2 separate regions of the Mus musculus genome follow, and region 1 is linked to region 2. A link is a loop called in an ENCODE intact Hi-C map of the cell type or tissue named here. Cell type or tissue: heart. All regions are shown on one strand. Links, peaks and the distances in the headings refer to the core of each region. The heading gives the core; the rest is flanking DNA.

Region 1 (11,986 bases), core at 1,338-9,337, 120 kb before region 2:
TTCTGATAGAACCCAGGACCACCAGCCCAGAAGTGACTCCACCCACAATGGGCGGGACCCACCCTACCACACCAATTGCTTATTTTTAAAAATGCCCTACAGGCTTGCCTACAGCCAGGTCGTATGGAGGTATATTCTCTACGGCAAGTCCCTCTTGCCAAATGCCTCTAGTGTGTGTCAAGGCGACAAACTACACCTGAGTTTCAAACTTGCATGACCCAGGATTAGTGACTTTTCTTCTCTCTCTGCTCTCACCATGTATGGCACCTGGTTTGAGGACTTTTTTTTCCTCTTTATCATCCATGTGCTAGGCTTATTACGCAGGAAAACGGTAGTGAGTGTGCGCAAGTCCTTCAGAGTTGGTGGACTATCTGTGAAGACTGAGGAGTTATGATATATGACACCAAGCCATCTTCCAACATGCTTGAAGCAGGCTGGTTGTAAGTGATAAATCTAGAAAGTGATAAGAAAGTGAGGCCCGAAAAGTGGAGTGTCCTCTTAGAAGAAAAGGCTGGGGATCGGAATGCAGATGCATGAATGGCCTGGTTTGGAATCTGGCTCAGAACCATGGGGCCAAACCTTAACTCAAAACCACATGGGAAGAGATCCTTCAAGCTTCAAATGGCAGGCTCTACCTTGGGTCTTTCCTAAGCATGCCAGGGACAGTGAAATGAAGTGAGCTGTTTTACAGGAGCCCATGAAGTGAGTGAACTTAAGGACAAAAAGTGGGTCACAATTTCTTTTACTTCAGCAGCCTCTTTTTAAAACCATGACCCACTTGACCATTTCTAAATCTTTATAGGTATCACCATGGCAACCATTGATATGAAAACTAATATTAGCTCGGACAATTCTGCCTCAGATGATCTGATATTTTTCCACTGCTGTGGTCATCTCCACGGTCTGTGCACATGAGCAAAGACGGTCCCCTCCAATCCTTTCATTGCTGTCTTTTGTCCTGAGGAGATAAGTGCTTGTCAAATGCCCCAGTTGTTACAGAATGGCCCAGTGGCTTGTGCACAGGGCGTCTACACATTCAGTATATAAGATCTGCTCATCTCTGGGTGTGTAGTGAAGGACCCGGCAGGTAGCACCTGGGTTATCTATGGAGCAAGGCTGGGGTACTTCTAAGGATGATTGGCTGGAAGCAATGTATAGTAGCCCTGTCTACCCTCAGCTTCTCTTGTAAGGCTTAGGTTACCCCTAGTTAATAGGAAAAGGATTACTAGAGGGTAGTAAGCTATTGAGAGAGAGAGAGAGAGAGAGAGAGAGAGAGAGAGAGAGAGAGAGAGAGGTGAACAGGCTCCATTTGCATTTTTATTACACTGTATTCTTATACTTTAATTTTGTTATTGCCCATCTCTTACTTTGTCTAATGTGTAAATTAAATTTCACCACAGTTAAATTTACAGGAACGATAGCTTATATTGGGCTCAATTCTTACTCTGGTTTCAGTGTGTATCATATGTTTCTCCTACAGCTAAATAGATGTTTCCTATGTGTCCCATATAGCTCTGCACACACTTGTATCATACATCAACAGTTACCATTGTATTTAGTTTCTCCCTTTTGAATCGTCAGTGTCTCATCTCAGTCCTGGGCATCACACCGCCACAATTATATTCTTTCCATTCTTAGAGTCACCACTCTCAGAGTGCCATATTTTATAATCTTGCCTCATTCATCCATCCATCCATCCATCCATCCACCCACCCACCCACCCACCCACTCACCCATCACTCCCTCCCTCTCTCCATTCAGTAAGCAAACACACTGAATACCTGTAGGAGTGAGCATTTCTTCACTGTTACCAAAAACCTGAAGCACCGACAAAGGACCAGTAAAGCTGCCTGGTGAGACCCAGTCAGTTCCCTTTATCACTGCAGTGACACAGTATCTAACAACAGCTGCTCAGGGAAGGAAGACTTACTTTGGTTTCTTGAAGGTACAGTCCATCATGGCAGGGAAGGCACGGCACCACACAGGTGGATACATTGTATCCGCAGTTGTGGAACGGAGAGACTGTTCAGCTATGTTGTCCTTTCTCTAGAGTCTGGGACACCAGCTCCTGGGTTGGTGGCACCCACACTGAGTGGGTCTTCTCTCTCCAGTCAAGACTACTTAGAAATAACTTTAGAGTCCTAGACAGAGGTGTGTGTTTCCTTGGTCAATGTAAGCCCAGTGGAGTTGACACTTAAGATTATTCATGACATGTCCACATTGTATTAAATTTCTCCTAATTGAAACTTTTGTAATACATTCCAAGTGTGTACCACATAGGGAGAATGTTCCCATATACCACTTATGCTCATCCTCCAGCCACAATAATTTACTTCAGCTGCTACAGGAAGTTTCTCACAGGACTCTTCTGTGGATACACAGTTCAGAAGCACTGCTCTAATCTAATTAAACAGAAAATGTAAGGAGGTTTTAAGGGATGATGATGTTGAGAAAAGTCAAAATCTGAAGCCTATAGATCCTAACATTATCTAGTATTCTGCCTATCAACTATAATGGTACTCATAAGAATGTAATGTGTACATATATGCTCCTTGAAGCTTAACAATCATACACTTTAGGAACCAACATTGTGATGCCTCGGAAGGATCCAGTTAAAAAAAAAAAAAACAAACTTTCAGGTTTTCCATTCTGAGTATTTATGCCTTGACTTTAAACACTATCACATCCTGCCACCTAAGTTGACTTGGTAAAGCCTGGCTCTGAGCAACAGTAAGTTGAGCAAATCAGATTGGTTGGAGGGTCTGAGAGGTCCTTCTCAATGAAGAGGAAGGGGGATGTCTTTAGACCCCTAGAGGAGAACACCACCACAATGTCACATGTATCTCCACCTATAATAGGCAAAGCTTGCAGGGTTTTCACCAAATAACGTGTACAGGTATCGCCAATAACTCGGACTCCAAGTCACTGTTGCAGATAGCGTGAGAATGCACGAGAAGCCCCATTCCTGGGTGACAGACTCTTGAAGAACACATTCATCTCTGTATTGGATAACGTTTTATGGATGTTCTTGCCCAAATACCCTGTAGCCAGAGGAGTCCCTTAGAGCATTAACAGGTAGTGGCTGGTGTATCCTTAAATGCCACAGCCGCAGGATCAGCCCCTGATCACGTTGCAACCATGATTCATCCTCACTTACTGAGCCAAATCTTAATTCTTTGATGTGGCCTGAACAAGGAGAACATTACTGGCACCGCACACTATGTCTTAACACATAGAGGTATAAAATTAGACCTTGATTTCTAATGCTTATGGGTCCTTTCATAAAACCAAAGAGTGCTTTAAACTGATGTATAAACACAAGGTTCATAGAGAAAAACCATTATCATGTTGATTTGAAAGCATTGTTTCATGAAAATTCTGTGTGCTACGTTTTTGGAGAGAAAGTTGTAACCTCTCATCAGTTTACCTAACTTCGTCACTGGTTAGCATGAGAAATGCCTCTTTGGGTACATCAACCCAACATATGTGTGTGTGTGTGTGTGTGTGTGTGTGTATGTATGTATAGTGTGTGTGTATGTATAGTGTGTGTGTATGGATGTGGTATGTGTGTGTGTGTGTGTGTGTGTGTATGTATAGTATTACTCTAGGTAAATCTATCTCTCGGGTTTCAGTCAGTCAAATGCCAGACTTATCCCAAATTGCCAGAAACGAGTCCTTGATTGCCCGTCTCAATGTGGCACCTCTTGGTAATTCTGTAAAGATGTTTCCTGTGCTTGGAAATTAAGGTGAGCGATGTACCATTATTGCAATCTTCAATAAATGGCCTTCTAATGCAATTATTGCTGGGGCTGGGAACAGAACAATCTCTCATTGTTATTTATTGCTGTACTTACTGCTAATGAACTGCTGTTGCAGGCTGATGCATCCAAGGACAAGATCCAAGCAATAGCTCTTCTGGAAAATGTGAACTGACTGAGTAGTGTGGATGCTGTGGGCATAGCTCATCTCTGGGTCTTAATGAGGCTCTTTCACTCCAGATTGTGTGTCTTTGTGTGTATATGTGGTGTGTATGTGTGTGTGCATGTGTGTATGTGGTGTATGTATGTATGTATGTATGTATGTATGTGGGGTGTGTCCATGTGTGTGTGTGTGTGTGTGTGTGTGTGTGTGTGTGTGTATGTATAGTGTGTGTGTATGGATGTGGTATGTGTGTGTGTATGTATGTATAGTGTGTGTGTATGTATGTGGTATGTATGTGTGTCGTGTGTGTGTGTGTGTGTGTGTGTGTGTGTGTGTGTGTGTGCTGTAGGCATAGCTCATCTTTGGGTCTTAATGAGGGTGTTCCAGTCCAGATAGTGTGTGTGTGTGTGTGTGTGTGAGTTCATATGAGTATGCAAAGTTCTTACACTTTGTGCTCTTTTATGTTTCTGTGAAACATCAGTCACCTATGGGGACCCCCATGGACATTTCTCTGGCCATCCACATCAGTGGTTGTCAAGATTAAGTGATTTATAATCACTCAAGTGAACTGTTACCCAACATCTGATTTGCATAGTCTGGGCTGCTACCCAAAAACATTTCATTATTAGTCATATGTCAGACTCAAGGTGGTCTCACATAAATGCTGTGATTATGTTTGGTCCTGAGACACAAACAGATCAGAAAGTGGTTTGTGCACAACTGAGTTTGGGAAACTCTGATATTCTTCCCAATCTCTACCATCTGGAAACAAGTCTTCAATATTCAGATGCATCCCTGATACATCTTGATGAGGGCAGAAGCAACCAGGTTGTTTTGAAATGCCCCGAAAATTGATGTCAAGTATGACACAGAAATCCTGTACATCATTTTCATTGATTCTGAGAGCATTCTAGAAGTGGTGTGTTATAATGAAATCACATTTTCAGGGTGGGCCCATACCGGACAAGAACAGGCAGTGAGCAGGGGACGGGGAGAAAGTCCAGGACATCAGGAACCAATTAAGACACAAAGCTGACTCTCTTTTAAGCCACCGTTGCAGGCTTGCCTAAAGAGGGCAATGTAAACCCAAAGGTGGCTGGCAAGTCAGCAGGCCAGCTGCTGGATGCCTCTTGCTCCTCAATCCTCCATTAACTATTGATGGCCACTGAAAGAAATAGAATTGGTGATGAGGAGCATTGACAACTTCATGAGAGTTGTGGAGGCTTGCTGGTGTTGTTATTGTGTCTTTGTGGCAAGGGTAGAAAAAAATGATTAAAAACCTTAAGCCTCTCAGAACAGTTTGATGCAAGTCATCTGTATGGGAGTTGAATTCAGTAAACACATATTACCATCTTCCATTCTTAATATTTCCTAAATAGAGAATTCCCAGGAGTAAAACATTCTGCGTGTATTTATTTTATTTGGAAATGGAATTAAATTGCACATTTCTAACTCCCATCTCTTACATTTTACAGTTTCATTCTTTATACTATATACCAGACCCTCAAATAGAAAACACTCACAAAGGATTCTTATGATCTAAGAGAGGAATAAAATTATTGAGTATTTCAGTTCTACAAAAGAACTAGGTGTTAAAATAACTCTTACCATTGTATTGTTAGAAGTTACTTTATTTAAAAGGACTGAGACCTAGCTCTAACATTCAGAGAAATCAAATTATAAGGGTGTGTTTTAATCAAGTGAAACACTAGGTGTACTGACCCAACTTTCAGCTTCTGTAAGTATGGAGGAAAGGAGACAAGTACGGAATTCTACAGTTAATGCTGTATTAGCCTATCAAAGCTTGCTCCTTTGCAAATGCTCACATTTTTTTTGGTACACTTTGTGTTGCATTTGTAGATGTTGGTGGTTTTAGAATCATGCCTTCCATCTGTGTTACGCATCTATCCCGTCTCCACACTGATCAATGCACACAATCACGATGGAGCCAGCATCTGGAAGCATTAATGAGCTACAAGCTTAGCGTTATTCTGAATATTTAGACACTAGGAACTCTTAAATGAATTCCCATTTCAGAAGGAGGTGCTTGTTGCTTTTGAATTATGCATTCACCCTTGGATTGCTTATTCACGGTCTCCGGTAATGCTGTGACTAAAGACCTGTGCCCTGATTTCAAGGATTTGATATGCGATTCAGGTGCCCGGCATTCCTATGAAGGCAAAGCAGGCCTCGACTGGTCTCTTCAAAGGCCGTTAACATGTTACTAAGCCTGCAGCTTAAATTGAACAACTGAGAACAAATGGTGTGTTTGCCTAACGAAGCAGCACGTCTGGGGTTTGCTCCAACTCCAGTCTTCCTTCCTCTTCATGTCTGAAAGACCTGCAGACAGGGTCAACAGTCAGATTCCCATCATGTTTTCTGCTATCTTGTTCATGAAGCTGACAAATGTTGCTGCCAAGGCAACCTGAAAATTCTGTTTGCTTTAACTTGGGTATCAAGTGGGAGCAATCACTGTTGTTCAGGTGGTGGAGGGCTGTGAGTACCAAGGAATCGGCCTTATACTGCTGCTTGCATGTGGACAGAGTTTTGTGGGGAACCCTGCCTCTTCATTTTGTATCTGAGATAAGCTGCATTCCTACACCATGGATTGAATTCCTGCCTGGTTGTTGGCCTTCAGTGATACATATTATGTGCAGTAAAGCAATTATAGGAAGCATAAAAATAACATGTTATAGAGCAAGCCTGACTGTATAGGAGGAGAACGGGATGGGTATCCTGAGACCTGGGCTGCCGAGACGGAACCTTTCCCTGCATTTTGTAGACATCCACATTTGCAGAACATCCCATGAAATACAAACCCGAATTCTCCTGTAAAATGGCCACCAGCTCTGAGACAATGTGAAAGGCTTTTAGTTGGGAGCGTTGCTGTACATCTCAGTCAGAAATAGACTTAACAAAACCACTATTCTGTAACTTGTTGGAGAAGCAGTTTCTGCGTTAGAAAAGTGAGGGCTACCCTGAGGTCTGAGCTGCTTCATCTGCAGTAGTGAAAGGGATTTGTGAAGAATTCAAGCAAATCCAGCTGTGGTTGATCCAGCTGTGATTGATAGTATCATTTTTTACTCAAACTTTTATTGTCTACTATTTCTCCCTCTCCTTTCTATATGGAAGGATTGGACATTTTATTGTCCAGTGATTGTTAGATGGGCTATTAATATATTACTCTTACTTGGTCGGTATTAGGTATGATATGTTATTTGTAGGTGGATGTGTGCTTGTGCATGTGTGTGTGCCTGTGGAGACCAGAGGTCAACTTTGAGTGTTGTTCCTTATATGCCTGCTCTACCTTGCTTTGTGAGATAAGAGTCTTTGATAGGCCTGGAAGTCACCCATGATTCTAGCTGTTTCTCCTTCAAGTCCTGTCTCTATCTTCAAAGTGCTGATAGTACCAGAATATGGCGCCACGACTGGATCTCTTATGTGGGTTTTGAGTGATCAAACTGCGGTCCCCATGCTTACAAAGTGAAAGACTCCAAGAGGAGCCCCTCGCTCAGGCCTCAGGACAATAGCGGACACCCAAGAACTCACGATAGACCAAGCTTGTTGCAAACCACATGAGGCTTTATTCGGGGAAAGCCAGAGCTCTGGGGACGACTCATATCCCACACATGGGGTAGAGGAGTCGACCTCGAGGGGAAAGAGGTCCCAGTTTTTATAGGCCCTCAGGGGGGAAAGGAGAAGGGGGAGAGTAGGGGATTTCCAGATCTAAACAATGTCTATTCTCAAGAAATGGGTATGGGAGGGGTACAAAGAAAGAGTCTAATGAGGGTGCAGCAATGGGCACACACCTGGTCAGAACATTGGCAGACACACAGGTTTGAGGAGTGGCCAGAGCATTGCGCACCTCTATTTTTCTAAATCAGTGAAGCTATTTCTGCTAACACTGACGTCTATCTTGCCAATTTCAGGGCTTCTGTGTCCTTTTACATTCTGCCAGGATCTTTCAAAAGCAAGCACTTAGCAGCTAGCTCCTCACCGAGTCCATGGTGCCTTTTGAACTTCATAGAATCCTAGAATATGGAAGCTTAAGGAGTTTGGAAAACACCCTGATGTTTTCCTACATAAGGTGTCTGAATCCTAGATGTAAAGAGGTAGCATAGGCCAATATTTGGCATCTATTCATTCATTTAGAAAAAAATGGGTTCTGACTTGCAATGTCCTCTGTGAGGCACTGTGGGAAGACAGAGATGACTACCAAGGGCTCCTGCAAGATAGTATTAAGGCAGGGCAGAGTGTTCAGTTGAGCACACGCGAGTTAAGTACTAAGAGAGCAATGATCTGCTCGTGAGTTGCCTGTTTTGGCATTTCTTTTCGTTCCGTATCTGTGTTAGATACACAAAAGTAGTAGCTGATAGTCTTGGTTGTGCCCAAAGGAAGTTAGAGCAACTGCTACCCAGCTTCCCATTTCAACTTGGTAAGGATGAGATGACTTGAGACAAGCCAGCCTAAAATTTGCCATGTAGCTGAGGAAGACTTGAATTATGCTCTTCCTGCCTGACCCCAGCTGGGTGCTGAGATTAGGGACCCAGCATATACTGCCTGGTGAAGTGTGTACAGTGCTGGGGATCGATCCTGGGGTGTCCTGCCTTCTAGGCAAGTTCTCTACCAATTGAGCTACCTCTGTAGCTCTTAATGCAGTCCTTGAACTTGCAGATTGTTAGGATAATTAGCTAGGCATTCCTAACTTTTCAAACAGAATACTTAGCATTCTACTGTTTTTCCCTCCTCCCTGGAGAGTAGTCACCCACATGCCACCCCTGATTTATCCACGAGGATTCATGAGTCATGGAGAGAACAGGCTGCGTTCAACTTTTTTTTTTTTTTTTTTAAATCGCAAAAACATTGCATCAAAATGAATGAAAGGCTCGGAGCCATCTGGGTCTCAAAGGATATTGCTGAGTTTGTGTTTGTTGTAAATGATATGGTTTGTTCTCGTCCATTTTCAAGGAAGGGACCTTCGTTGAAGGTGCATGCACGTGCACACGTGCACACGTGCACACACACACACACACACACACACTGCCTCCATTCATGGATTTATGAAACAGAGCCACAGATGTGCCCGTATGACAGGTACACATGTCTCAAAACTAACAAGTGGCCCTCATGCATATTAGATATTTGAACCCTTACATGTTGTTAGATGTAAAGAACTCTAGGTCTTTTTTACCTTTGGCTCCTGGGTCTGGACCATAGGCCCCTCCTCTCTGCAGCCTGGAATCTGCCTATCTACTCTACAGTCTATGCAGTGCCATAGATTCCCCCCCCCCCCCCACTATTCCATTCAAAATTTTAATTTCCAGAGCTGCACATCTAGAAAACACAGTCCCTAAACTCCATAGCAGACCAGTAACATAATTTCCTAACCTTCTCTCTCATAGGAGGTATCAAAGCCCCCTCCTCTCCAGCCAAGGCAACTGGATGTCCCCTCCCTTTCCTACTGACATTGTAGATACTCTAGATTCCCTGGCCAAGCCTCCCCATCTCCTCAGGCCTGCTCAGTGTAAGCCACCACTCATCCCTGCTGGGGACATTTATTTTACATCTTATCTGTGCCATCCATTAGTAAATTCAATCGTTTGTTAATCTCTTTCCCTCCTTTAATGAGTTTCAGCTTCAGGCCAGTGACTAGGTGATTTGAGAAAGGCCTTAGAAGCCTTAAAGAAATATGCCAGAGTGTCTTGAGCCCCAGAGAGTGTGAGATGGCCAGAGAACTAATCAAGTCAGGATCTCTCTCTCTCTCTCTCTCCCCGCCCCCCCCCCCCCCCCAGCTTAAGCTTTGTAGCTCCCAGGAAAGAGGGAGCTGCAGACAGACACAAAAACTAGTTATCATTCTAATTAACTCCGGTCTTCACTGTGAACTTAAATCTGGAGTCCTGAACCTCTGTTAACACACTTCCAATTTCAAAACGGGAGGATTGGGGGTAGGGAGAGGGGGAGATACTGCAGTCCCCAAGGCAATAGAGAACTCACCAGAAGGTCAAAAGAAAAGAGAGAGAGAGAGAGAGAGAGAGAGAGAGGGAGAGAGAGAGAAAGAGAGAGAGAGAGAGAGAGAGAGGAGCCACACTCCCCACGGGGATCTCTAAAGGGAGAGGAGGGGACCCAGAGGCCCTGCAATAATCCAAGTGTAAATCCAAAGGCTACTGCTCTCAGCAGCTGACTCGGTCGCGGTCCCCCAGAGCTAGGTTCTAGAGGACTGCTCAACCTAGGTGTCCTGAAGAACTGCAGCGGCCCCCTCCCCCGCGCGGGAGGGAAGCCAGGACGAGGTTGGCCCCCCTCGCTCGGAGTCTGGGCGTGGGCCCCGCCGCAGCTCCGCGGAGCCTCCGTGCCTCCTGCAAAGGGGGGCGGGGGAGCCCTGGGCTGCGGCTTCCTCCCGCGCGGAGTCTCCTGCGCACCGCCGAGCAGGACGCCAGCGCCAGCCCGGTCCCCACGCCGCGGCGCGCCCGGCCTTCCCGCCGCCCCCAGGTAACTTTTTCTGCCCTTGGCGGGCCGAAGGGCTCCGAGGGGGACTCGCTTCCAAGACGCGCGGGGCTTGGGGGGCCCCGGTGCGCTGCGCTGCGCCCGCCGACCTCGGCCTCCGCCCTGGGGGCCTCTCTCCGAGCTCCGGCCCCTGGGGGCGATCGGGCCCTGCGCCCCTCTCCAGCCATCGGCGCGGAACCCCGGGTTGGGACGCCATGTTCCGAGCGTGCGGGGCTTGGGGGGAAAAACACTGCGGCGCCAGGCCGGGGGCTGTGCGCGGGAGGGGTTGTGCGTCCCCGAGGCTGCGGCTGCCGCTGCGTCCGTGCCCCGGGCGGGCGCGGCGGGTCTCGGAGCATCCTGGCTCCACGGCGAGGCGGGCCGCTTTTACGTAACTTGCCTCTCCCTCGAGTGGCCGGCGACCTCGGGCCGGCTACTGGCCAGCCAGGTTGCCCCGGGCCTGGGCACCTGCCGGCCGCGCGCCCCTGGGACGGCTCCCTGCGCCGGGCGGGAACGCGCCCCGGCCTGCAGAGCCGAGCACTCGGCCGGGCGCGGCTCACCTGGCGCCCTCGGGACTGCGGGTCGCCTGGAGGGGTCGGGGTAGGGAGGCTGGGGACCGCAGGACTCCGGTCCCTGCTAGTTGCGGCTGGTGCACCCAGGCTCCTGCACCCGGGGGTGGGGGGAGGGCTTGCTTTTTCGGGTTCTCTCTCTAATCGCGCCCTACTCTTCCCCTTCCCCCTACCCCCTGCACCCGGTGCCAAGTTCACAGCTTCTGCAATGCGGTGGGTGTGGTTACCTCGCAGATTGTAAGTGTGGTCCTTCTGGTGGGAACATTCTTGCTTTCTTTCTCCTTTTAGATGTACTGATCTGAAGTTTTCTTGGGGGTCGGGGGGGGGGGGCGATTTACCTTCCCGTCTTTGCAGACCAGGGTTCAAGTTGGGAAGAGTGCTACAGAACAAATCGAATGATAAAGGGAACATGTGGTATTAATTAAGCATGGAGGCTGGGCAGTCCTGAGAGGGCCAGGCAATCCTGCTAATAACGCAATGCTTCCATTACGTGTTTAAGTTGGCGTTTCAGCTTTTTTACATTACTTTATGGAATTGCTTTTGCAGACATCCTTGGCTGGGGTTTTCAGGGGCCCGTTTGGGGATCTGTGGGGCGGTCGGATGTTCTGGGGGTTACTCTTGGTAGCATAACTTAACCAAGTAAAGGACTCATCAAATCCGGCGATCAAAAGAAATTTCTTTTTTGCGCCTTACACTGCCTTTTAAAGCCCCCATGAATCAAAAATGATGGAACTCCACGTATATCCGGAGGCCATGAATGCAGCACCGTTAGAGTTAAGTGGGGCTTTGAAGGAGTGAACCTGCGGAGGAGGAGGAGGAGGAGGAGGAGGAGGAGGAGGAGGAGGAGGAGGAGGAGGAGGAGGAGGAGGAGGAGGAGGAGGGATTTGATGATCCTTATTGACTCTGCTCAGTGCTTTTACCGCTGTCTTTGAATTGCATGGTCATTGTGGCATCAACTTTTTAAACCTTTGTTTGGAGTAACAAAGTTATCGTGAGAGGAAATAATTTCCAAATTGAAG
Region 2 (11,986 bases), core at 1,240-9,239:
CTTCTGATTTAACTATTTGGGATTTTATTTCCCTGGTTGTATTTGCTTTTAGCGTCAGTGAGTGAAAACCATGAAATATACATGAAGGATTCTGTGTCTGCTGCAGAGGTTGGTACAGGCCAGTACGCCACAACAAAGGGCATCTCTCAGACCAACTTGATCACCACTGTGACTCCAGAGAAAAAGGCTGAAGAGGAGCGCGTGGAGGAAGAAGACAGAAGGAAGAAGGCTGAGGAAGCCACACCTGTCACAGCCCTCCGGCACGAGGGAAAGGTACAGCTCCCGGCTGCCTTCCAGAGCTGCCCCCCCCCCCGGCTCTTAGCAACAGCTCAGTCTCTCTGAGACGGTCGACCAGGAGTGCACTAAGGTGGAGGAGCATCCAGACTCCAGCACTGGTCATGTTCATGTCAGATTTTATATTATCATTATTATTATTATCATTATTATTATTATTATTATATTATTTCAGCACTTTTCTCTAAAAGTTGTTTCCTTAAAAACTTTTTGGAAAATTCTAACAAGGAGTGTGTTTTGCAAGACTTTCAGCAGCTGTTCCGTATGGATCTCTTTAAGAATGTTCTGGGATAGCGCAGTGCGTTTTCCTGCTGGGACTCAACAGTTTATGACTGTCCCTAAAGCTAATGAATGTTTCTGGCCTCACTCTCCTCTCTAAGTATGGTATGCTTTCTTAGACATTAAGGAAACCCATATTTATTTTCTAAGGACATGTACCCCGAGTGACCACAACCTGAGTATTTATAGCGCATCTCTCAGTCCTCTATAATGCAATCTGCAAAGGGGTGACTATGTGTTGAAATTAGACAGGCAAGCCCATGTTGCGGTGAAGGAGAAAAGCCGATGTGTCATAATAGCAGTCTCCACTCACTGCCTTTCATGAGGTCAACTTACCTCCCAAACTACATTTTACATATTGGTTTTTAGTGTCTGATTGATTTCTAATGATTTAGTATTATAGCAGCTTGCTAGCAAAACAGTTTCAAACTTAACATATGTGGGAGGCTCATGCATAGCAAAAATGGAAACGAGAACCTCCTATAACATACTGGGCACACACAGAGAAAGGAGTCCCACAGAGAGGGTCACACACACAGAGAGAAAGGGAGCAACAGAGAGAGGGGCACTGAGAGAGGCATGGAATATGATCCACCTTCTTAGTTTCCTAGTTATCTTGAAACGCACATGCGTTTGATTCCCTGGTGATTTTTTTTTTTTTTTGCATACAAATATTCCTTTTTAAAAAAGTGCATAGGACCGCATGGGGCTGCTTCCCATAAAGTCCAACAGCCTCCTAAGCAGTACTTCTTCAGGTAATTGATGTCTGCTCCGAGGATGTGTCTTGGTGGTGAAGAGCTGGCCTGGCATGCGTGGTTACCTGAGTTTAATATCCAAGACCTCAAAAATCTAAGCTGAATAAACAAATACACACTCTCTGTTGTAGACAAATGGATTTCAGATCACCCCCATGGCTCATTCGTTTTTTTTCCTGATTGGAACGGATCCTTTGTTTTCCAAACATGAAAATCAGCACAGAGTCAGAAGTGGCAGCCAGCAGGACCCTCTGGGTCACTTCTGCTGTCCAAATGTGCTTTGTTCTAAACCCGACCTTTATGTTGTTCTCCCCAGTTAAGCCAAGGTCAGGTCTTATTCCCGGGATCAGTTCTTAGGAGTGGGAAGGGGAGAGAAGCCACCAGAAGTGTAAACAAGTAGGGTTCTCCCATTGGATTGTTTCAAACTCTCCTGAGATTACCAATTGCCAACAGAGAGAAAGGATTTTACATTTTCTTCCAAAGTAGTTCCAGGCTTTCTCCCTTTCTCCTGTCTTCTACACCCCGTGATCCTCACACACAGGCTCACACAGCACCCATCCATCTTGCCCTGTGCCATCGCTGTTCCCCGGGGAAACGAGGTACAGAGAGAACCACGGCCCTCATAACCCAGTCCCCTGGAAGACAGCCTTTCAGCAGCACCTTCTGAGAGGCTATAGCTGAGATCCAGTGCTGCCTGCCTGTTCCCCCACTGCAAAGCTGTCTTCCCAAAAGCCTTTCAATACATAGCACAGACGATTAAACCAGAATTTCTTTCTTTTCCCTCTTCAAATAGCTACATGGAGGATGCTTTCTTTTGAACCAAAATGAAAATTCACGGCTGGAAATAATGTTTAAAAGGCTGTTTCCCAGACTGCCTGGAGCAGGGCATATTGCTGCAGCCGATGACCCTCCTGGGCCAGCGCCTCGCTGCCTCGGGAGAGTCGCCTTCAGTGAAGAGCCTGCTTTAACATCTGCATTATCCTCAGCTGAATGAGCTTTGTGCAGGTCCCTGTTTAGGATGCAATGTTCAGTGTCAAGTGTGAGTGTCCGAGAAACATTTCAGAGGCTGACATATCCAGATCAACTTTTATCTGGGCCATTGTCTCCCTCCCTGGCACCCCAGATGTGATTTGATTTGTACATTTTCTTCCCGTGTGTCGCTATATTTAATCACATCGCTCTAAGTCTGGATTTGATAACCACCACTAAGCAGGCTGAGTAATTGTATGTATGCTCTCAAGATGCTAGGTAACACTTAGACACACGCGTGCGCGCGCGCACACATACACACACACACAGACACACACACACACACACACACACACACACACACACACACACACACGGAGGCAGGGTGGCTGAAGAAAGCTATCTCAGCAGGGTGTGGTGGCGCATGCCTTTAATCCCAGCACTTGGGAGGCAGAGGCAGATGGATTTCTGAGTTCGAGGCCAGCCTGGTCTACAGAGTGAGTTCCAGGACAGCCAGGTCTACACAGAGAAACCCTGTCTCGAAAAAACAAAAACAAAAACAAAAACAAAAAAGCTATCTCAGGCTCCACAGGCCCTGGTCTGGAATGTATCCTGCTATACAGTTCTGGCCATAGAGACTGCAGGGAATGGAGTGGATTCTCCAAGCTCATAAAGGCAGGAACTCATGGAGAACACTTCAGTGGATATGCATGCTTTATCACTGTGTGAAGGAGTCAAACGTCAGCTGTAAACATACCCTTTATCTGCTCAGAGAAATAGGAAGGCTAAGAAATTCCATCGTTTCACTCTTTGTAGACCATATGTGGCAGAGACCAAACACATAAGAAACCACAGTACAGGAAACCAGAAACCTGTTCGCTTTGCTGGTTAGCTTCCTTAAACCATGATAAGAACGGAGATCCTGTTTAGCAGCATAGATAAAGAAGCCACAGATGGGTGGCTCGGTGGAACCTCAGTTCTCTGTGGGGAGCCAGAGACCCTGAAGTACACTGCTGACGCCCTCATCCCATTGATAACAGCTTTCAGACAGGAGTGGGGCCAGAAACTTCCTGTTTAGTAACCCACATGTTTGGGGTATAATTGGCTAACCAAAAAAAAAAAAAAAAAAAAAGGAAGATAACTAGAGAATTTTTGAGCACAGTCAAAATTTAAATTGTATTTCATTTTCATTTCTTATCCAGCTGGGCTCTGGGCTGGTCTGTTACCTGGAGATCTGGACGATGTTATTGAAAGTCTTGGTGTTTGTTTATTAGAGTTGTCCAGCCTTAAAGCATGTTGCTGCGGGGATTCTCCACAGTGAATTCTGTCCTGAGTTTTGACATCTCAGCCTCTGTATGACAGTCTACTGGGAGAGCTCTTAGTCCTCCTCAGGGTCGCCGATGACTTTAAAGCTCTTGTTTTTACGAGATTTTATGTTAATGCCCATGAGAAAGTTGACTAATTGCACTTTTCTTTTTGTTCTTTTGCATCCATGTTTACCGCTTCCTGTCTTCCTCCATCTCTCTCACATCAGTCACCACCCGGGCATGGCGCTGCTGACTCATGTCCCCCATCACCCCCATCAGCCCATCCTGACCCTCCCCCTCCCACAGAGCTCCGCAGGAGGTGTAAGGAGAAGGAAAGGGCTGAGCCATCCTCCTTGGAGTCTGAGGCCCAGGGCAAGGCCTACTTAGGGGACCAAGATGTGGCGTTCAGTTACAGGCAGCCAGCTGGCAAAGGCACCACGCTCTTTTCCTTCTCCTTGCAGCTCCCAGAGTCATTCCCCTCGCTCCTGGACGAGGATGGGTACCTCTCTTTCCCCAACCTGTCTGAAACCAACCTCCTGCCCCAGAGCTGGCAGCACTTCCTGCCCATCCGCTCACCCTCCCTCCTCCCCTGCTTCCTATTCATCTTCTTCTTCCTGCTGTCTGCCTCCTTCTCAGTACCATACGCCCTCACTCTCTCCTTCCCTCTGGCGCTGTGCCTCTGCTACCTGGAGCCCAAGGCGGCCTCCTTGAGCGCCTCCCTAGACAATGACCCGAGTGACAGTTCAGAGGAAGAGGTGTGTACCTCAGCATAGAGCACTTTCCCTGTTCCGTGCTTCAGTCCAAACCAGTGTTAGCTGGCTGCAGCCATTAGTGGTCCTACTTTCAGAGCCTCATTTATTGTGTATGCCACCATGTTGAGGGTTTCTGTGTTGGGGAGTCCAAGCCAGGCCCCAGGGTTAGGCACAACACAATGTGGGATGTAGCAGCCTGTGGCCAGCTAGTGAATTCTGCTACCCTCTGAGTCCTACATGGGCTAAGGACTCAGCCAGAATTCCATTTCGAATAACTCATTCACTACAGGGAGTTCACATCTTAGTTACAGGTTCTGCTCGGCCATCATCATGTAAATTAAATCTTAGAATACAAATAAGTAGCTTTCCACCGAAATAAGATGCAGAAACGGAGTTGCCAAGTGATTGTGTTAGGCATGAGATAGCGTCATGTCCAAGAAGCATCCCCAGATTGTCCCTACAATCCAGGATGCTTCCACGGTCTAGGAGCCCCCAAGCTTGCCCAGTCCCACAAGACAAGCAGTTTATGTGACAGGAGACGAGCCATTCACTCCTTGTGTGAGAAGAAAATCACAAAGTCGAGGCAGAGAGAGGGGTTGCAGGGTAGACAGTCATGCAGTTCCATGGTTAGTTAAAAAGTCATAATCTGGCCTGCCCTTGTTAGTACGTGGAGCTGCCAAGATGTGATAGCACCTATATTTAGTGGCAGCATGACTGTTTCTGAGCAGCAAAGGGGGAAGCACGAACAGTCTCGCTGGCCTTTTAAAGGGGAGTCTAGGCTTTGCAATTCATTGCTGCCTGAGAGTCCTTTTCCATGCCCTGGGTGTGTATGCATAAATAGATAACCATATTCTGCTGCAGCAAGCTTTGGGAACCACTTTCAACCTTAGGCTTTTAATATAACTTTTTCACAGTGGCAACGTTATCAAATAGTATATAGAATATGCTGCCGTTGGGGATAGAACATTATCTACAAAGGCATTGATGGGTTTCTAACATGGGAATTCCCTTTTGCTCTCTCAGCAGAGGAGTGAGTCCACAAGATGACGCCTGGCCTGTGCTTTTGCTAAATTCTGAATTACTGTTTGAAGGCTTCTAGTGCTAACCACACAGATCTTGTGCCTAATCCAGGGTTTACATCTTGTCGGAGTTGGTGCATGAGAGCTAATGTTAAATTGGGCATGTCGCATTACATCAGCAAAGCAAATCACAGCAGCCCTGTTTATAAGCCAGTGGGTACACATGAGGAGCTCCTCAGGCCCCTGTCCTTAGTACTGCCAACTCTGGGAACGAGTCAGCACTCTCCAGAGCAGCCTTCCCCTTGACTCCAGCCTCCTGGAGCCCCTGATAGAGCTTCTGCCACCAGGCACTGAGTCAAGCCATCTGTTCATTGTTGACTCTCAACCCCGGGTGTTGAGAGTCACCAACATTTGGGTCACCGCATTTCTTAAAATGCCATTTGCTACATGGCTTGTTTTATTCCGTGGGCCTCACCTGACTCCTTAAAATGCAGTCCATCTCTGCCACATTTGTTTTTCAGAATCACTAATGACAGCGATCCTCCTGTCTGTTGAGAGTTAATCAATTACTGCCTTTCTCCAAAGCAAAACCCAGCACACAAACAATCCATCATTTCAAATAATGGAGCCGATGGCCTCACAGTTTTACTCTTAGCTTTCAGAACGGTGGAATATGAGGCAGAAAATCAAATCGCCTTCCATGAAACCCAAGTCTACCATGACATAGGTTATGATACTATATGAGTTTCTGAGTAGTTCCTTATAGTACAAAGAAAAGAGATAATTATTCAAATATGTAAGGAAAAAATAATTCACCAACTGGTTTACAACTTTAAATTGTGTAAAGATAGTGTTGTATAATATAGTTCATAACACTCTGCCCTAGAGCTTTGTGTCATCAAAGGTATATGGCATATATTACTAATAATATACAGTATAAATAACGGCTGCTGCCAAAACCACTTTATTCAATTACTATTAATTCTGTTGATAGACTGGACTGTAAAGTAGGAATTTCAGAGTCTACAGATGAGTTTTTAAATACAGGTCTGATCATATCGACCACTCTGTCTTTGAACTTTTGGTTCACATGCCTCGTTAGGGCATATGCCCTGCCCCGAGGTTGTGAGGCAATTTAGATATGGCCAACAAACATGTGATACCTACGAAAATTAGAATAATAATAACTAACAATATATTGTATTTTAGTTTCTCATTGGTGACTTTTCAATTCTGTGTGGCAGGAATTCCATAAAGCACTTGACATCCCTTATGCAATGTAGCTACAGCTGTAACTAGCTCCATTTTCAAAAACAAAAAAAATGAGTTAGACTATGAAATATGACCAACGTGTCCCAGGCTTGAACGGCGAGAATTTGAGTATCTTTAATCCGACAACTCCTCACTCTTGCCTGTGACAAATTCTTGTGCTAAGAGGTTGAAGAGGTTGAAGAGTTCATAAGATAAAATATAAAATCATAAGAAAGCACCTTCGGGTAGGAAGAGGGTTTCCTCAGTAACGTTAGATGGGGCCAACAGGGCTAATTACAATTCCAGACATAGTGAATCTGGTCTTCTCCAAGGCCTAAACTGTCTTCCAGTTAGTCTGACTTTTGTACTATCCCAAAACGTCCTTCCCCCAGCTCTCAGTTGTGGAGACCCCGGGATCACCACAGGCACACCTTACTCCTGTCAGAGAGTTAGCAGACACACCTGTGTCCCACTTTTTGAACTGAAGTTGATCAGGCCATGAAAACTCTGTTGAAATTTTGTACTCCATTTTTCAGGCACACCTGCCAAGTGTGCAGTTCAATTCCTTTGTTTTAGGAAATCTGTAAAACCAAAGCCTGAGATGGTACAAGTAACTCTCCTGACCAGAGATAGGTCAAGAGAGAAAAAAAGCAGCTCTGGCCACCATTGTTCACATCCCTTTTAGGTAAGAGCTGTATTTAGAGCACAACTCTACAGCCTCCGGTTCAGATACTCGCTTTCAAAATATCAGCCACAGCCAGGCGTGGTGGCGCACGCCTTTAATCCCAGCACTCGAGAGGAAGAGGCAGGCGGATTTCTGAGTTCAAGGCCAGCCTGGTCTACAGAGTGAGTTCCAGGACAGCCAGGGCTACACAGAGAAACCCTGTCACAAAAAAAAAAAAAAAAAAAAAAAAAAAAAAAAAAAAAATCAGCCACAAGACTTTGACTGAGAGAAATTTACTAGCTGGTTGAAATCCGTGGATGAAAAAAATCAGTTTGTGTTTGACGGCTCATCTTCTTAAGAGGATGTAGTGTCTGTTTTAAACCATAGACTCCTTTAAACACATAAAAACACATAGACCTTAAAAGTGGGCCCAGACATGGCTCTCTCCATCCCCCAGAGTCCTCAGTTCTACCCAATGCTGTGCTTTGTTTTATGTGTCTCTAACCACGTCTCTTGTTCTCTCTCTCTCTCTCTCTTCAATTATTATTGCTATCATTTGCATCCATTTGAATGGTACTTTTGCGATGAGATGTTTAAATGCATACCCGACTATACCTCCTGAATGGGGCAAAGTGACTAGGGCTGCTACCCATTAGTAATGCTACTTGAAAATTAAGTTATGTTTTCTATATAAAATATATACCCGTGAATCACCAGTGCGTGTGCCGATCATTAATTGGTAACGCAGACAACCTGGTGGTCATAGCGGGTGCAAATGATCCAATAGAATAAATGAGGGGCTGAAAGTACAATGACCGTTACAGTAGCTATTAGCAGAAATCTAAACTCACTTACTTTTCTGATGTGGCAATCCTAGAGTGAAATATGTATATGTTGAACCTCCATTTGATTGGTTTTAAGTATTTTTAGGAGAGCTCTTAGAGGCATCAGTAGAAAGGGGGTTGGGAGGCGGGGACAACTTGAAGTTCTGCACTGTAAACGCAGGCAGGTCAGGGTGGCCCACTGTGCGTGTGCCTCGGGTCTTGACCTTGGAGGGGCTCTGCTGAAGACCCCAAGCTCGGCCTCTCCTTTGCTTCGCTCATACCCGTGCCCCCGTGGGAAGGTAGGATGCCACAGATCCCAGAGAAAGAGCGTGAATGGTCCCACCTGTGCGCTTTGTCTAACCAGACCGGTTTGTTTTCTATCCCTGCTTTCTCCTTGGATCTGATTTCTTCTGTGATCCACAGACTGACAGTGAACGGACAGACACTGCAGCTGATGGAGAGACCAGTGCCACGGAGGTGAGGATAAAGTCCAAACATGGGCAGAAGGTTCCTAGCACGTATGCGCTGGGGGTGACTCCCACTGAAAAGAAATGCTGGCTTTGGGCAGAAACCAGATTTTGTTGTTGTTGTTGTTACCATTTTTTTTAAAAGAATTATTTATTTAAGTGTATGAGTACTCTGTCTTCAGACACACCAGAAGAGGGTGTCAGATCCCATTACAGATGGTTGTGAGCCACCATGTGAGTGCTGGGAATTAACTCAGGACCTCAGGAAGAGCAGCCAATGCTCTTAACTGCACTTTTAGTTTTCAGTTTGTTTGTTCTCATCTAAGCCAGTGGGCCTCAAACCCCCACTTCCATCAGAGTGATCTGAATGACCCTCTCTTCCTGCTTCTGGCTCTAAAGGGCTGAGGCAAGATGGAGATTTGTAGTTCTAACTGGTTCCCAATGTCTGGACTCTTGGTCTTGGGATTACATTTTGAGAAACTGTTATCTAACTGACAGTACCTTAAAGACAAAAGTGGACCAGGCGGGGAGGAAAGAGAGGTAGACAGTGATTCTCCTGTCTCAGATAGGAGTCTGTGTATACTAGCAGCCATGACAGATGAGGACGAAGATTCATGGGTAATTGAATTAGCTTATTGGCTGGATACAGATATATTTTTAAATCCCCGGTGGCCATCTAATACTTATTAAAGTAATACTTAACACATTTTCGAGCCCTTGGCTATCACACAAGTCACTCCCAGGAAATGAATTCCTTAAAGAAAGGAAACCAGCAACTCTACTACTTGTAAAAAGTACATTCAGACAGAATCCTATTATTCCTCCTGTGTGTGACCTGTTCTTAAAAATCTGCCCAGTTCGGAGCAATTAAGATACTATAAAATTGGGATTGGAGAGATGGTCCAGCAATTTGGAGTATATCCAAGCACCCACATCAGGCCACTCCCAGGGAGCCCGAAGCTTGTGGCCTGTACGGGCATCTGAACTCATGTGTACACCCTCACACACATACACATATGGCTGAAACATCTAAATATTTTTTAAATACAGTAAGAACATTATAGAGGAAGGAAATTAAGGTGCTCACTGCTCACAATGCAGAATGAATTTATTTTACCTGGTGACAAAGTTTACTTTAAGCCATGTGCTATTTTTTTAATGTAATTCAATAATGACCATACTTTCTAGTTGAGTTTTTGAGAAGAATTAAAAATGCCATGTTATCTCTATATATCACTTAACTGAAGATGTCTTCAGGAAAAAAAAAAACAAAAACAAAAACAACATTATTTCCTAGTGGTGCTTTATAGGGTTTCTTCCTTTAGAAATGCCACAGCTTATAAATCTTATCCTAAAGTAAAAGACTTTAGCGTAACACCATTTTGCAGATTCTCTTCAGCTGCCATAACTAAGTGTACAGGTTAGTCATTTTCATTGCCAAATAAAACTATACTTTGGATTGTAAGAGATAGTTGTCAATAGCCACAGGCTGTTACATTCAGTAGATAGCATGCAGTTGTAAGTAGCCACAGACTAGTTTATTCACTGGATACCTTCCAAATCTGGTCTACACTGGAAATAAACAATAATTCAGCAATAATGCCTTAAATCTCTATGGCAGTTTTTAAATTTGTTACACAGCATTAAAGCAAGTGAATATATGTATGTAGTCTGGTATGCTGTGGAGCCTAGGATGAGATAGAGTTGGGACCCAACACATTTAAGAACCAGCGTGTCACCTGTATTGCCTTGGTGTCTGGTTGCCTTTGTGAACATATTCCCTTCCCTTCATGTCACCAGCATTACTACACTAAAAGGATATGTAGAGAAAGCACCTTGATCCCATTGTCTGATAAGACATTTAAGACCACGTAAGATGTGCCTGTATGTAACTGTAATCCCAACACTTGGGAAGCCGAGACAAAATATGTGACCAGCCAAGCGATATAGCAAGACTCCATCTCAACAAAAAACCAAACCAAAACAAAACAAAGTGCTGAGCCTTAAACAGACTGACTGTTTCACCTATGGTGGCTTACTTACAACTTTATTCTCATCAGTAGTTTGACTCTGGGTCTTACAAGGACCCAAAGACCAGGCTCAGATCAGAGTTCTGTGGTGAGAAACAGCTATACCATGCTTGCCAACAGGCAGTGGCTTGCTTGCCCAGAGACTAGTACTTAGATATCAGACCAAGAAAAAGCTAGGCCCTTAAAACTGGGAAAGGGAGAATAATGAATTGGCTGTGGGATGTTTTTGATAGGTCTATTTTAATTAAAAAATAAATTTACCCTGTGTTCATTTTAAAGAAAGATACAATAGTGTTGTTGGTGATGACTGATTTTGTTCATACTTCCTTTTCGAGTAAATCAGTACTTTCCCCTCTAAAACTTGTTTATGTGTCAGTGCTTAGTTGGGTTGGCGGGTTCATAGCTGCAATCCCAGCACTTCATAGGCAGAAGTTGGTGCTCTTATCACAAGAACAAAGTGGGGACTGGAGACATGGCTCAGTGGCTAAGCATCCTGGCTGCTCTTCCACAGGACTCAGGTTTGATTCTCAGCATCCACACGGTAGCTCATGACCATCTGTGACTGCAGTTCCAGAGGATCCAACGCCCTCGTGTAGCCTCTGCAGGCACCAGGCACACAAGTGGTGCACAGACCTACATGCAGACAAAACACTAATACACTAGAATAAAAAAAATAATAATAATTTAAAAAGCAAAGTGTGTAAGTACAAGGAAGTCAGAATTCCACGTGGCTTTGGCATGCAGGACACGCTTACTAAGCTCTTCCAGCTGCAGTCCTGTGGTCCACAGAAAGTTGAAAGAGCTGACATATAATCCCTGCAAGGCCCTGCATATAGATGGCCTGACATTATCCTGTCATGATAGCCATCCTTAGAAACTGTGAACTGACTCCCCAACTTCCAGACTCCAAAATCTCTGCTAATGTTCAGTTAAGGACAGCCTGCCAAGCCCTCTCTGCCCCTTTCCAAGGCACATGCCTCTGCCTTTCAAACTCCTGAGCAAGGAATCCATTACCGCTCTGTTCTTCACGGAGCCTCATCCACGTGTGAGCATTACGCTTGGTGTCTAAGATAGCATTGCATCTGCGTACCAGAGACCTGTCCTGCACACAGGTCTTGTGTGTAGACCACAGGTCTTCAACCGTAGCGTGAATCCCTTGGTAAGTCTCTATCTCCCGCTCTTTCTCGATGCTGGCAGTCGGACCAGGAGGAAGATGCAGAGATCAAGGCACAGGTAGAAAACTAAAGATCTGGCGACCCCCGCCCCTCCCACCAGACCAGTGTGTGATAAACCATTGTCTGCCAGGTGTCTTCCGCATGCTCCCTCTTGGTTACCATGCCAACAGCGTGCCGAATGGCGTTTGTCCCCGTGACTA

The links. Peaks named below come from ENCODE experiments on the same cell type or tissue, not always from the same donor. Only the 100,000 strongest peaks of a DNase experiment are listed, where the experiment ranks them.
Region 1: a loop joins it to region 2, with 2.1 times the contacts of the local background. A loop is called at or near these places in 5 of 42 quality-filtered maps.

The regions. Positions count from the first base shown.
Region 1 is chr17:69,146,504-69,158,489 of GRCm38, forward strand. It overlaps a transcript of Epb41l3 not described here. Among named protein-coding and RNA genes, the nearest start is that of Epb41l3, 6.9 kb to the right of the region's middle. In heart, for the core only: a CTCF peak has its summit at 4,985 (motif pointing right); no DNase peak of the experiment used is centred there; H3K4me3 peaks cover 10 bases; H3K27ac peaks cover 13 bases.
Region 2 is chr17:69,262,074-69,274,059 of GRCm38, forward strand. Epb41l3 (erythrocyte membrane protein band 4.1 like 3) reads left to right here. Exons shown (of 23, transcript NM_001355734.1): 12 at 53-273; 13 at 3,832-4,359; 14 at 8,538-8,591; 15 at 11,809-11,844. Among named protein-coding and RNA genes, the nearest start is that of 2410021H03Rik, 9.1 kb to the right of the region's middle. In heart, for the core only: no CTCF peak of the experiment used is centred there; a DNase peak (open chromatin) is centred at 5,698; H3K27ac peaks cover 742 bases.